Linked DNA regions of Homo sapiens: region 2 is linked to region 1. A link is a contact called in ENCODE Hi-C or POLR2A ChIA-PET data. All regions are on one chromosome and are shown on one strand. Each heading gives the region's core, a stretch centred on a gene start or an enhancer-like site at or near the end of the contact. The rest is flanking DNA. Distances are from core to core; before and after follow the strand shown.

Evidence for each region. A loop is a pair of places that touch in the nucleus more often than their neighbours do. ChIA-PET counts read pairs that join two places held with the same protein, here RNA polymerase II (POLR2A). Pooled maps may share reads with other maps.
Region 2: a map of aorta shows a loop between it and region 1 (6-fold over the local background). The contact joins two enhancer-like sites. A Hi-C loop is called at or near these places in 4 of 168 maps with a recorded cell type or tissue (Caco-2, Right ventricle myocardium inferior, aorta and 1 more), 6 of 37 single-sample maps with no recorded cell type and 14 of 50 pooled maps. POLR2A ChIA-PET finds 5 or more read pairs at or near these places in 5 of 52 experiments (HEK293, HepG2, K562 and 2 more).

Annotation. Positions count from the first base shown.
Region 1 is chr2:226,721,227-226,727,616 of GRCh38, reverse strand. No RefSeq gene overlaps it. Among named protein-coding and RNA genes, the nearest start is that of MIR5702, 66 kb to the right of the region's middle. Within about 2 kb of position 3,861, at least 7 of the 41 ENCODE cell types and tissues checked have a DNase peak (open chromatin) inside an H3K27ac peak, as active enhancers do.
Region 2 is chr2:226,757,147-226,763,536 of GRCh38, reverse strand. All of the region lies in intron 1 of IRS1 (insulin receptor substrate 1), which reads left to right. Among named protein-coding and RNA genes, the nearest start is that of IRS1, 39 kb to the left of the region's middle. Within about 2 kb of position 2,481, at least 4 of the 41 ENCODE cell types and tissues checked have a DNase peak (open chromatin) inside an H3K27ac peak, as active enhancers do.

The DNA.
Region 1 (6,390 bases), core at 2,612-5,111:
TTATCTGGAGAAAGAAAATAATAAAATATTATTTAAAAATACAAAAGGGGTTGGATGAGAATCTTAGTGAACCCCCACATTTAAACTTGCTACTCCATAGTCTATAAATCAAAGATCATTCCCTGCTCTGACCCAGAGGCCAAATCCAGCCTGCTGCCTGTTTTTGTAAATAAAGTTTTATTGAAACATAACTGCACTCATTCATTTACATATTGCCTGTGGCACCACGACAGCAGAATTGAGTAGCTGCAACAAAGACTGAATGGCCTGAAAAGTAAAATACTATTTGGCCCTTCATAGAAAATGTTTGCTGGCCCCTGCCATAGCTGTTTTCAAGAAAGAATTGGGATCTGAGGCAAACCCCCTTGCCCTGGGCTTCTGAAATTCTCCCGGACCTGCTAAAAAAGTTATCCTGGAAGATGTTGGAGCTTTGTTGCTGCAATTACAAGTGCTGTTGGATAGAGTTTATGATCCCCTCTGACTCCTTATGCAATGACTGTTGAAGTGCTAATAGGACTTCTTAAAAGTGTTTATCTACAAACACCAGAACACTATTTTACAGCTGGGCAAGTAAATACAGTTCAGCTTAATTAGAGTAGAGCTAGGATGACTTTTTTGTTGATGCCTCAATTTTTCTAGATAAAAAAACAAAAACAGTAGAAATCATTTAGAGTGGTCCTTTTCAAATAGACATTGGGTTTCCTCAAGGGTCCACAGGAAGTTCAGAGCAAACTGTGGCACCCAGAGTGGCAGGACCTCACCCCATAGGAGGGACAATAAACAGGCAGGTCTTTTCCATTCTTTTTTTCTAACTTATGATCAGCTGCAGTGCTGAGAATAGAGATGAGTCGCAGGAAAGTGAATTCTGTCCAGGAAGACAGTGCATGGTAACCTACCAGAGGCGGATAAAATATGTGGGGATTATTGGATTTAAAAAAAAAGAACCATTGTTCTAAACTGAGTCACAGATAAAATAGGAAGGTATTTCCTTGGCATTTTCATCATAAAATCCCACTATTCATTCATCACACCCTAAATTCTAGAAGGGGACTTGTCCAAGGTCACCCAGTTAGAAAGTAGGATTCCAACTTAGTTTCATTAATAATCCAAACACACGGAAACTGAAAAAGAAACCATGTTCTTTAAAATCCTGGTAAACATTTACGTCACTTGGTTGACAAAAAATGCCATGGAGAATCTCTTGATTTTCAGTTTTGATGCTCCAGGCACAACTTGTGCCCCTCCCCAGGTCCCGCTCTTTAATCCAACTTCCTTCTCCAGCGCTTCTGAAGGCTTCTGGTTGAGTCAGGATGGAAGTGCTCCTTGGCTGTCTCGTATTAACCTCTTAACACTCAACTCTTAATTAAAAGTTTTTCCCTACCCTAATGGGGTACACGCTGCTTCTCATTTGCTTTTCACAAAAAACGGAAGCCAAATACACACACACACACACACACACACACACACACACACACACCCTCACCCCACCCACACACACAGCCAGCCACACACACAAACACATTCCACCCATACACACACACCCACAAACACACCCCATTCATACACACATACAATTCGAGGAGGAAATGTTAATGATTTGTCTAAAACAGCAACTTTTGTGTTTTTTTCTTTTTTTTTTTTCATCAGCAGGGTGTTTCTGGTTTAAATTCAAAGGTTTCATTTAATTACACATCCTCCTCTCCTCCCCGCCACACACCAACTATTCCAGTTAGGAGAGTCCCATCCCCCATATGTGAAAAAAAAGATGTAGAGTTCTGAGTCTGGTTTACTTCATCTGTTGAAAAATAAAGTAAGTTTGGCTGAGCTAAACAAACTTCTTCCTGAATAGAGTAACCCTCCCATGTCTGTTTGCCGAAATGTTTGACAGATGGAAATCTGACGGGGAGCATTTCTTTTAATGACCGTGTGAAAACTTCAGATCTTAGTTTTGTCTTGCCACTAACTAACTGTGACTTCAAGCAAAGCACTTCTTTTCTCTGGCTCTCCAGCTCTTTGTTTATAAAATAGGAGGGACATCTGATCTTAACCTGGGGTTCAGAATTTTCTCAACGCTCTCAAATTGAATGCAATTTTTTTTTTTGTGAGTGTAGCTGTGTCCATTTTTGATTCCCGGGGAAAAGGGATTGTGACTTCCAGTGAATTCACCAAGGATTCTGTGATTGCAGAGAAATGGTTTGTAAAAGCATAACATTTCATGATTTTGACATTTGATGCTAAACTTTCAGCTACGCCTCCTGAGCGGGTCAACTGAGACACCAAGTGAAGAAAGAAGTCATCCTCCTTAGGACAGCAGGCTGTGAGCCAGCATCCCTTCCAACTCCACGGTCAACAGCACATTACAGGGACAGGCAGAGAGAGGCCACAGGTTCAAGCAGGAGACGTGTTAGTTTAGCCGTTTCTTTTGGTTGTTGGTATTAGCTCCTCAGACATGTGTATCAGAGAAAAAAGGCTGTGGTTGGGTTTTGTAGTTTGTAGTTGTAATAAAACTCTGTGTTTGAGTTTAAAAGAATCATGACTTTTGTGATTCCCTATAACAAGTTTTATAGAATTAGGGACTGCCCTAGGACAAGAATATTAGGTCAGTGAAATTTGTCCCTATTCTTTCTCCTCTCATTGCTACACCTTGGCTGAGAGTGGGTACTCCCCCTTACCAAATGCTTTCACGGGACCCAGAGTCTTTCTGGAATGGAGAATACATATCTGACAAGCTCATTATTTTTTCCCAGAGGTGTATGAAATTAATGTATTAGCTCCCAGGTATTTGTCTCAAAAAGAAAACCTACCCTGAGGGAAGAAAGAGAACATTTTAGCAAAAGGGGACTGATTGCTAATGGTGGCATTTTAGGTATCAGTGTGGGGACATATTTTAGGGGGAGAGTTGAGACATATTTAGCATGTTATAGACAGTGAGCCTTGCAAACTATTATGATGAAGTGGTCCCTTTCCCTTCCATGTCATTAAAAACAAACAAACAAACAACAACAACCAAAAAAACTGTACTTTGAGCCCAGTTCAGTGGCTCACATCTGTAATCCCAACACTTTGGGAGGCCAAAGTGGGAGGATCGCTTGAGCCCAGGAGTTCGAACAAGCTTGGGTCACATAGTGAGACTCCACTTCTACAAAAAGTAAAAAAAAAGCCGTATGTGGTGGTGTGTGCCTGTGGTCCCAGCTACTTGGGAGGCTGAGGTGGGAGGATCACTTGAACCTGGGAGGTCAAAACTGCAGTGGGCTATGATTGCTCCAGCCTGGTGACAGAGTGAGACCCTTGTTTCAGAAATAAATAAATAAATAAATAAATAAAACTTTACTTTAAAAATTAATAGAACTTGCATGTTTGCTAAATGAAAAAAGCTCCTTTCTAAGTTTTTGGAGTAATTTTAATTCTGGATAAATTCACCACAGATATACTTTTCCTCTCCTTTGTTTTTGGAGTCCGGGGGTCCCTACTTGACTGGTGCTGTCAAGTCCTGTCTGAGTTCAACACCCTTTTACTCACATCTCTGAAGGCATCTGCTATAGATGACCCACTATTCCACCAGTACATGAAGCTGGCTCTGACTTATCCCAACATGAACCTTGCTTAATTATGTTGGCAGAAAAAGAACTGAAACAGGAAAAGAACTAAAGAATTTCCTTCTGGCTGACAAACAACTCCTTGTTGCTACTAATGGGAAATCTATTTTTACTCTTCCGTACCCCAGCGATGGAGTTGATCTTCGTGACACAAAGAAACTCTCAGCCAAAAATTTTAAAAGTACAGGCTGGGTGTGGTGGCTCATGCCTGTAATCCCAGCACTTTGGGAGGCCGAGGCGGGTGTGTCACTTGAGGTCAGGACTTCCAGACCAGCCTGACCAACATGCTGAAACTCCGTCTGTACTAAAAAAATACAAAATTAGCCGGGCATGGTGGGGGTTGCCTGTAATCCCAGCTGCTTAGGAGGCTGAAGCAGGAGAATCGCTTGAACCCAGGAGGTGGAGGTTGCAGCGAGCCGAGATCGCGCCACTGCACTCCAGCCTGGGCAACAGAGTGAGATTCTGTCTCGGGGGAAAAGAAAAGTACATTACTCGTTGGAGATTATGAGCTCAAAATATCTTCTCTGAGAACCTACACTACAGCATGTCAGGTAGGAAGCCTGCACACCATGTGCTTGTTCCATAAAAATGTTGAGCCCCCAGTGAAACCATAATCAACCATTGGAGGTTTTCACCAATGATGAGCATGCCATTGAAATCTGCCATTTAATTTCTTGTATCAATTATGGAGAGATGAGTTTATATTCTGAAAATGGGCTTTGCCATTGAAATGAGGCAGCCCTAGGCCAACCTGGAAATTCCACTAACTCACGAAGAGGCCATGGGAAAATTGCTTAACTTCTCTATGCCATAGTTTTACCATCTGCAACGTGGGGATGATGATACTCTGCAGAGGTCTGGGAAGTTATGAAAGGTACCCTGCCATAGGCAAAGCATTTTGAAAATGCTTCATCCATAGCTGGCCCTCAGTACATTGTAGAGATTACATAATAATTTTAATTCTAAACAGCTTCACAACTTTTGGACGAAATCTCTTCCTTCATTCCAGTTTGCTCTACCTTTTTGTAACTGTGAAGTTTAAAAGGCCCTAGACAGGAGGAGAAATTCCTTGCTTGTAGTCCTTATCCTATCTTTTTCATAAAAAAGAAAAAAAAAAAAAGATGTTCAAGGAAAGTTCAGGATGAAGCCAAGATGGGATTTTTGTGATCATGGCACTGCTTCTCAGAACCGCACTTATACAGTTTTCTGAGCACCGAACTGACCCTGATGAGGAAACGGGAAGTTAGGAATAAGAAACAAGCCAGCTAGTTCTACCTTTAATTCTAACTACTGCATTGCTTCCTCCAGACAGGAGCTGTAACTAGAAACTCCCATCAATCCAGGCTTGCTAACTTTAAGGTGCATTCACATATGATTCCAGATTCTCTCACTCTCACACTTCTTCCTCATTTAAGTGCTACTGTTTTGTTCTGAACCAGGAGTGTTCTTTCGGAGATGCTGGTCCATTGGAAAATACCTCATACACCATTTTGCCACTGGGGTTGGCCAGGTTTGAGTTCAGTTCTTTTTATATTTCAGATCAAAATGTAAGAAGAAAAATATTTAAGAAGAGCCTGTTGTTTCTCTTTCATTGGTTCAGATGCGTTAAAGCCACTTTCGTAGTTTATTTTGTATCAGCTGGAGTTTTTTACAACTCAGGTGAATTTTAGCTTTATTGAGGGGAATTAATCTAAAACACTCTTTACGCCGGTTTCTATTGACTTGGGTTAATCGTGTGACCGCGGTGGCTGGGTTCCCCTCACCACGGTGTCTTTGAAAAAGGGAGATCGGCAGGGAGGGTGTCCTGAGAAACCCTGCCAATCCAGGCTCTGTTATCCAGATGAAGGGAGCGCCCTGAGCGTGAGAAAGGAGCCTGGAGCCTTGAGCAGGGCTGCACTCTGCCTCTTCCTCCTGTCTTGTTTCTTACCTTCCCCTACTGTCTTTCATTTCTCTCTCCCTCCATTCTTAGGCAGGGCCAACCTTTCACAGCAGTATTTTTAGTTCTCATATGGGAACATCAACTTGTTTCTCTCCGTGCTTCTCTCTCCCTTTACCAAGGATGCGTGATGATTTTCCTACTTGTGTGTTCAAGGGCGTTGGGAACATTGTGCGCTTATATTTAACCCCTTACATTTCCCTGAGGTGCTTTGTTCATTGCACATGAACTTTTAATTCTTTCCAGGCTGTGTGTTTTGTCCAGACTGCAGCTTTCTGGCGCTTGGCCTGCCTCCTTGTTTTAGGGAAGCTTATTGCTTCACAGTGAGACCATCTGACAGTTGTTATCTGCAACCTGAGAGACAGAACTGCCAGCGATGAGTGCCAGAGGCAGTGAGGAGTTGTTCCTCTGCAAGACCTCCCAGTTCCCCAGCCCCCCACTGCCATCTGGGACCACCCGAGGAATGAGACCAGTGTGACACCAAATGTTCACAGGAGGATGGAAAATGTCCCCACCCACCAAGGCCAGCCTCAGTCTGGACTTGAGTCCCTGGCAGTGGGGATTCACTGAGTCCCTGACAGGGGGATTCATTGAATCCCTGACATCAGATTCATCTGCTTGGATGTCTGTCTGCTGTGATATTCCCTCCCTCCCTCCTTCCTTGCTCCCTCCAGCTCTCCTGCCTTCTCTCTCTTCTTTTCAGTCTTCTTTCCCTCTCTCCACCTCTACCTCTTGCAAAAATCTGTGGGCTGGCTGCTGGGTAGCATCTCTCCAGGAGGCAGATATGATTCTGAGTACAACCCAGTGAACCATACTTCAAGATTTCCAATCACACTGAGGATGAAATCCATGCTCTTT
Region 2 (6,390 bases), core at 1,232-3,731, 37 kb before region 1:
TAAAAAATAGCCTTGAAATTCAAGCTCCCTGGATTGCTCGTTTCATTTTCACGTTGGCATTCAAAGGGGGTAACCACCAGGATCTGAGATGTGGCATGCATGAATGGCAGTTTTTGTGGATTTTGTTGTAGTATTTTTGTCATAAATGTGGACAGTAGTCTTCCAAGACAGCCTTAATGCAGGACTGTGAGAATCTTGTGTAATTCAAGACTGTAGAAAGCACAACATGGTATAAAAAGAAAAACCCCAAAAATGTAGTAATTTGAATAAAAAGAAACCAAAAATAGGATGGTATGGGAAGTGTTTAGGGAATGGTGAATTCAAACTAAGATGCCCCTCCAGCAGTACAAGGCCTTCAGCAATGCATTTTCTTCAGTTTCTTTTTTCCTGAAACCAACAGTCTTCCCTTTCTTGCCGTTGGAGGTACTGTATCATCATTTTTCCCCCTTTATCTTTCTATTCAGAAAGTTACTGTACATTCTTTGTTGTAAAAGCATTTAAAGGAAGATGATGATATAAATGTTCCCAAATGAGTTTTCTCTTCTGGATGATCGCAAGAGTATTATACTTTTTTGTAAGAATAACAAATGCACGCCTGTTAACGCTCTGGCAGACCACTTGTTAGGTAAGAGTTTTACCTGATTCCTTCCATTGGAAAGGTGTTTTATATTTGTAGGCTTGTCACTTTGAGCTGATTTTGTTCTTATGATCAGCCTCTTTTGGATTTTTATTCCTGATTTACAATGAAATATGTATTCGGCTGGTGCAAATGTTATTACAGGTCTTGGCATTTTAAAAGTAATGGCAAAAACTGCAATTACATTTGCACCAACCTATAGTTCTTCTGGCTTTACAGTAGGCCAGGAGCCAGCAAACTAGGGCCAAATCCAGCTGCCACCTGTTTCTGGAAAGCTTATTGGAACACCCATTTCTTTATGTATTGTCTGGCTGCTTTTGAGCTACAATGGCAGAGTTGAGTTGTTGGGGTAGAGACTATACATGGTCCACAAAGCCCAAGATATTTGCAATCTGACCCTATTAGAAAATTTGCCAATGCTTCACTGGCTAAAACTTTTAGTGCAATGAGTAAATTATACAGATGCTTCACTAGTGTTACCTGTGGTAGGTAAAGCTTATGTTTAGATAAAGATTTGCTCTCTCTCTTTTTTTTTTTTTTTTGCATTTTTATGTTCTGATGGCATTTTAGATAGTAATATCTCAAGAGGTATGAGCTGTCTGTCTATTAATTGTCAATGCAATAAGATATCAATGATAACTTCCCAAAGAATTCTGGCCAGAGATTCCAAGTGAGGATGCCACCCCTGAATAGTGATAGAGCATATTTATAGTCACTAAGGTCAAGATTTTGAGTAACTAAATTAATAAATCAAACCAAACTCACATCTCAGTTTTTCTGGAAAATAATGATTGCTGGTTGTTGGAACAAAATGAACCTTAGGGTGCCTAGTGCTTCTGTAATGAGCAAGGGCTATGTTGTAGGACAACAGCTCAGCCTCTATGCTGCCATTTTAGTTCTTTCTGACTTGCTTTTTGGATAAGCGGAATGCAGGGCACCCATGCAATCCAATAACCAGAGGTCTTGGCTAAAAATAATGGAACAGTTTAATTTTTCTGTAGTTTATGATGGAACATAATGCCACCTGGCAACCTCTGTTATCCATGTCTGTACTTATGGCTTTGTCATGATTTCCAAACTGCATTCATGGAACAGTCATTTAAGTTTCAAGATTGAAAATTTGTAGCTAATTATGTTAGGGAACTCTTCCAGAGTTTTGGATTTGGGGAATTTCAGGTTTATTGAGGTACCTATAAAATTCTAGTTCTGCTCAAATTTTAATATCTGAATCATCTACAACTTAGGATTCTTTGTGGGAAGAGTAAAGCTCTCTGGAAGCTCAACTAGCTTTTATTCGATTTAAAGTTTGATAAGAAACAAAACTGTCACTATAAGTGACAGTTGACCAGAGTGGAGAAGGGGGCCAGAAAGAAACAGAGGAATATAGCAAAGTAGGAAAGTATCAGAGAGATACAATGGATACTTTTTTTCCCTGGGATAGAGCTCTTGGAAGTTGGTATAGAATGACAATAAACCCGGCAGTCACCTGGGCTGTGTACAGCACAATTCCATGGAATTGTTTTCACACCCAGAATGGTGTAAATAGTGCCCCCTGTAGTTGTCCTCTCAAAACCTCAGTTACAGCAGCCAAATTTATTACCAAAATGCATTCCAAAGCAATTATGTTGTTGTTTTAGAAAGCTGAATTTTATTGGTCTGCTCTTCTCGTTAAAAACCAATAGTTAAGAATTGGAGTTGTCTATATAGTCATATTCCTGCCCACAGCTACTTAGGTGGTGTAGCTCAATATAGAACCCAGCTTGATTTCTAAGTTTAGCTTCACATCATGAGCTGGCAGTGAACCCTGCAAGTGTTGGTTTTCATGGAAGCAGCATGGAAAACATCAGCAATTCCTGCATCTCTGCTGAAATGCACATATGTGAATCTGCTGCTCTGAAGAGGACAGAGGTCTAGGGTTAGGTTTCACAATCATACTTTCACAAGATTGACCTTAGCTTTCTGCCTATTTGGTTCCAAGTCTTCTGGTGACAGCAAAAGATAGCACTTTGGACTTCAGACAGCTTTGATGGCAAGTTTTCAAGCTTTTTTTCTTGCAATATCTTTTCAATAAGGAATTGTTTGGTGTCTAATAAAAGTACATAATTCAATTTTTTAAAAAAGCAAATCATATCCTTCCTAGCATCATCTGAAAATGGGTAGAAGAGGGTGCTTGAGGGATTAAACATTTAGCCTTGTGTATGCATGCATGCAAGTGGTTGCCTTCATACGTGCCCAGATTTATACCAGCTGTGCACTTGTTCATCTTTTGTGGAGGGGGGTGGGGTTGAGGGTTTTCCTCTGATGCAGAGACATTCCAGATGGACAAGAATGTAAATGCCAGGTTGCATTTTTAGGGGCTTACTAATGGAGCCACAGCAGATTAAGAGGGTAAAAAAAATTATGACCGCATGTATTTGTAGGGAAGTGTGGACTGGACACTATTAGATTTGCTATCTGTGAGATCCTCTTGTATTGACATTTTATAAAGTAATTGGGTATTTTCAACTCTCTCTGAGGAGTAAGAATGAGATTCTTGATGCCGGCTTTTGTCAAAATAATATTTTAAGGAACATTTTAGTAAAGCCACTTATTGAATTGTAGTTTTAAAATTAATTTTTAATCTTGCAATAAGACAAAAAAAGAAAAAAATTTAATTTGTGCACATAAATGACTCATTTGGATGGTAGACTTATTCTATATGCATTATTATTATTATTTTTTTTCTGAGACAGGGTCTCACTTTGATACCCAGCCTGGAGTGCAGTAGCACAATCACGGTTCACTGCAGCTCAACCTCCTGGGCTTAAGCGATCCTCCAGCCCCAGCCCCCCAAGTAGCTGGGACTACAGGCATGCGCCACCACACATGGCTGTTTTGTACTTCTAAAAATAGAGGTGGGGTTTTGCCACGTTGGCCAGGCTGGTCTCAAACGCCTGAGCTCAAGCGATCTGCCTGCCTCGCACTCCCAAAACGTTGGGATTACAGGTGTGAGCCACAGCACCCAGCGCATAACTCTTCTTTCTCAGCTAAGCCTATGTACAAGTTCCAACAGAGTGCTAGGAGACAAAACATTTCAGTGCATTTTCATGGCTTTGTTTTTCATGGCATATTTGCATTTTATTGTGACTTCTGATTCTCTTGTATTTTCTCTGCTATAAAGAAACTATGTAGTTTTAAGTTATATCAAAAAAGGGTGTTTATTTGTCTTTGCATGAATTTTGAAAAAGTTTTCATTGTTTTCCATTCATTTAAAAAATACATCTGAAAATGTATATCTGCTTTAATCATAAAAGTGTTTCTCTGCTCACATGATCTTCATTCAGCTTTAGTGAGAAAATAAATTTGGGCACATACCAACTGTTACTATATGATAGGAAGTGCTACAGAATTGTGGAATGTGACTTGCTTCAGCAGCTGTTTGATGGCTAATGGTTCAGGGCATTTGCCAGCTGCCATGGTTCTGCCATGGTTCATTGGGGCTGTGTCAAAATCCTTGAAAACTTCAGGCTCAAGAACCCAGAGCTTATTTGACCCTTTATTAAGTGCTGGTACTATATTTAGAAGTTTATTTGCTGCAAACCTCTGTAAACATTTTCTCCAGACTAAACGTTTTCCTTTGTAGAGAGAATTTTTCCATTTTCCAGCATGGCATTGTAAAAATCTAGCAACCATATCTCACATTTATATAAGAAAGCATTTGGAATTGTCTTTCAAAACCACATGGGTGCCTAATGAATATTACTTGCTAGTTTGTGACTTTTATTTGTGTTTTGAGGCTTGTGTAATCCCTTGCACCAGCCCCGGACACAGGCAGTTTTGGATATTAGAGCCGATTTTTTCATTATCCCCCATTGGGCCTCTATGAGTCATACTCTGGACACAAATAGAAGTGAATGTATAATCACACAACCACTTATTCCACAGTTACTGGGCAAAATAATTTGTAATGTGCAATGAGCATCTTTGCTAAAGGAATTTACAAGAAGGTCTTGAAAGACAGTACCTGTATCTATCTGTAGAGCATCACAAATTTCACTTCCTTGGATATTTTAGGAAGGGTAGGTTGGGTGTGTCCTGTCTGGCTAATTTGGAGGTGGTTTCCATTAGCATCCAATCATTTAACCTCATCCCTTCACTGACACCTTTTTTTTTTAAACTCCCTGTAAACATGATGCCTTTTATGTTTCATTTCCACATTTCTAGCAGTAGATACTTGAGGCACATAGAGATATCTTAGAAAATATTGTGTATCATCACAGCCTCTTGGAAACCAAGAAGGGGATCAAAGTAATTGTCTGATTCATTATAATTATTTCTATATTATATCAAAGTTTAACCCTCTAATAAGAGGAAAATTTCTACCCAAGTCTAAATATTTATATTTAGGCATTCAAATTTTACATTTTCCTGATATTCAACTGTATATTGGGAAAGTATTTAGGCTAAAAGGTAATATGACATTCTGCTTAATGTTTTAGAAAATAAAGGTATTCGATTTTCACTTATGGTGTTTTTATGATTTTAGACTTACTCATCACGTGTTTGGTCATGGTAGTGGTCATGGTAGTAGACTAATGATATAGCTGCTGTTCTAGAAATTTAAAATATTATTTTTGTCTCATTCTTCAAGTATTATTTAAAATTATTTGTGCAGTAATAATTTATATAACATTCATCCACCAATTCCATGAAGTAAAAATAAAACAACCTTCATACATGAGTCCTGAAATGTGAAGAATCGTTTTCTGAATTCAAATGGAATCTGTGAATAATTAGGGGAAGAAGCTGTCTCTCCACTTTTTAATCCATTTTTTTGTCTCTGCCTCTCTCATTTTCTTTTCCTTCAAAATCAGAGAAGCAAAGAATTCTTTTGACACATAAATGTTTTGGCAAATTGTAAATTATTGATATGTTAGTATTTTTCTTATTAACTACAAACCATATTAGAAATTTAGGGCTAAAAACACAAATGTGATATTCTTAAATAAAACATTTTGTTGTTAATTTTTAAATCAACTTTTCTATTCTAAAATATGTTTCTTTTGCTTATGCCTATGTATCTTTTGTTGAATATTTTATCAGAATGCTTTGTGAATAGCAAAGTTCAAGGGAAAAGGCTTTTTGAGGGAAAATTTTAATGCAGTATTTCTCAAAATGTATTTTACAAGATGTTAGAGTAGTTAGCACAGATATGAAATGAAAACTACATATTTTCAGATTATAAGTGTAGGAAACACATGGTTAAACAAAATATCAAGCTCTAATATGAGATGAGAGATGTCAGGAGGGAGATATTTCCTAAATGTCTTTGGACACAAGACTCTATTTCTTTCCTTGGCTCACTGCAACCTCCACTTTCGGGTTCAAGCAATTTTCTTGCCTCAGCCTCCTGAGTAGCTGGGACTACAGGCACACCCCACCATGCCTGGCTAATTTTTGTATTTTTTAGTAGAGATTGGTTTTTACCATGTTGGTCAGGCTGGTCTCGAACCCCTCACCTCAGGTGATCTGCCCACCTCAGCCTCCCAAAGTGCCAAGATCACAGTTGTGAGCCACTGTGCCTCAGCCTCACAAGACTGTTTCTCATGGAGCTCATGTTCTGTAGAACATGTTTGGGAACTGCTGGCCTACTGAATGCCCAGAACCAGGGCTCCAGGAGAGTTCAAACCGTACCATCCTCTAGTAGTGAAAGCTTCTTGCTTAGTGTATTATAGGTACCCTCAGATGTTGTATGACTTGCAGTCGTTGTCATA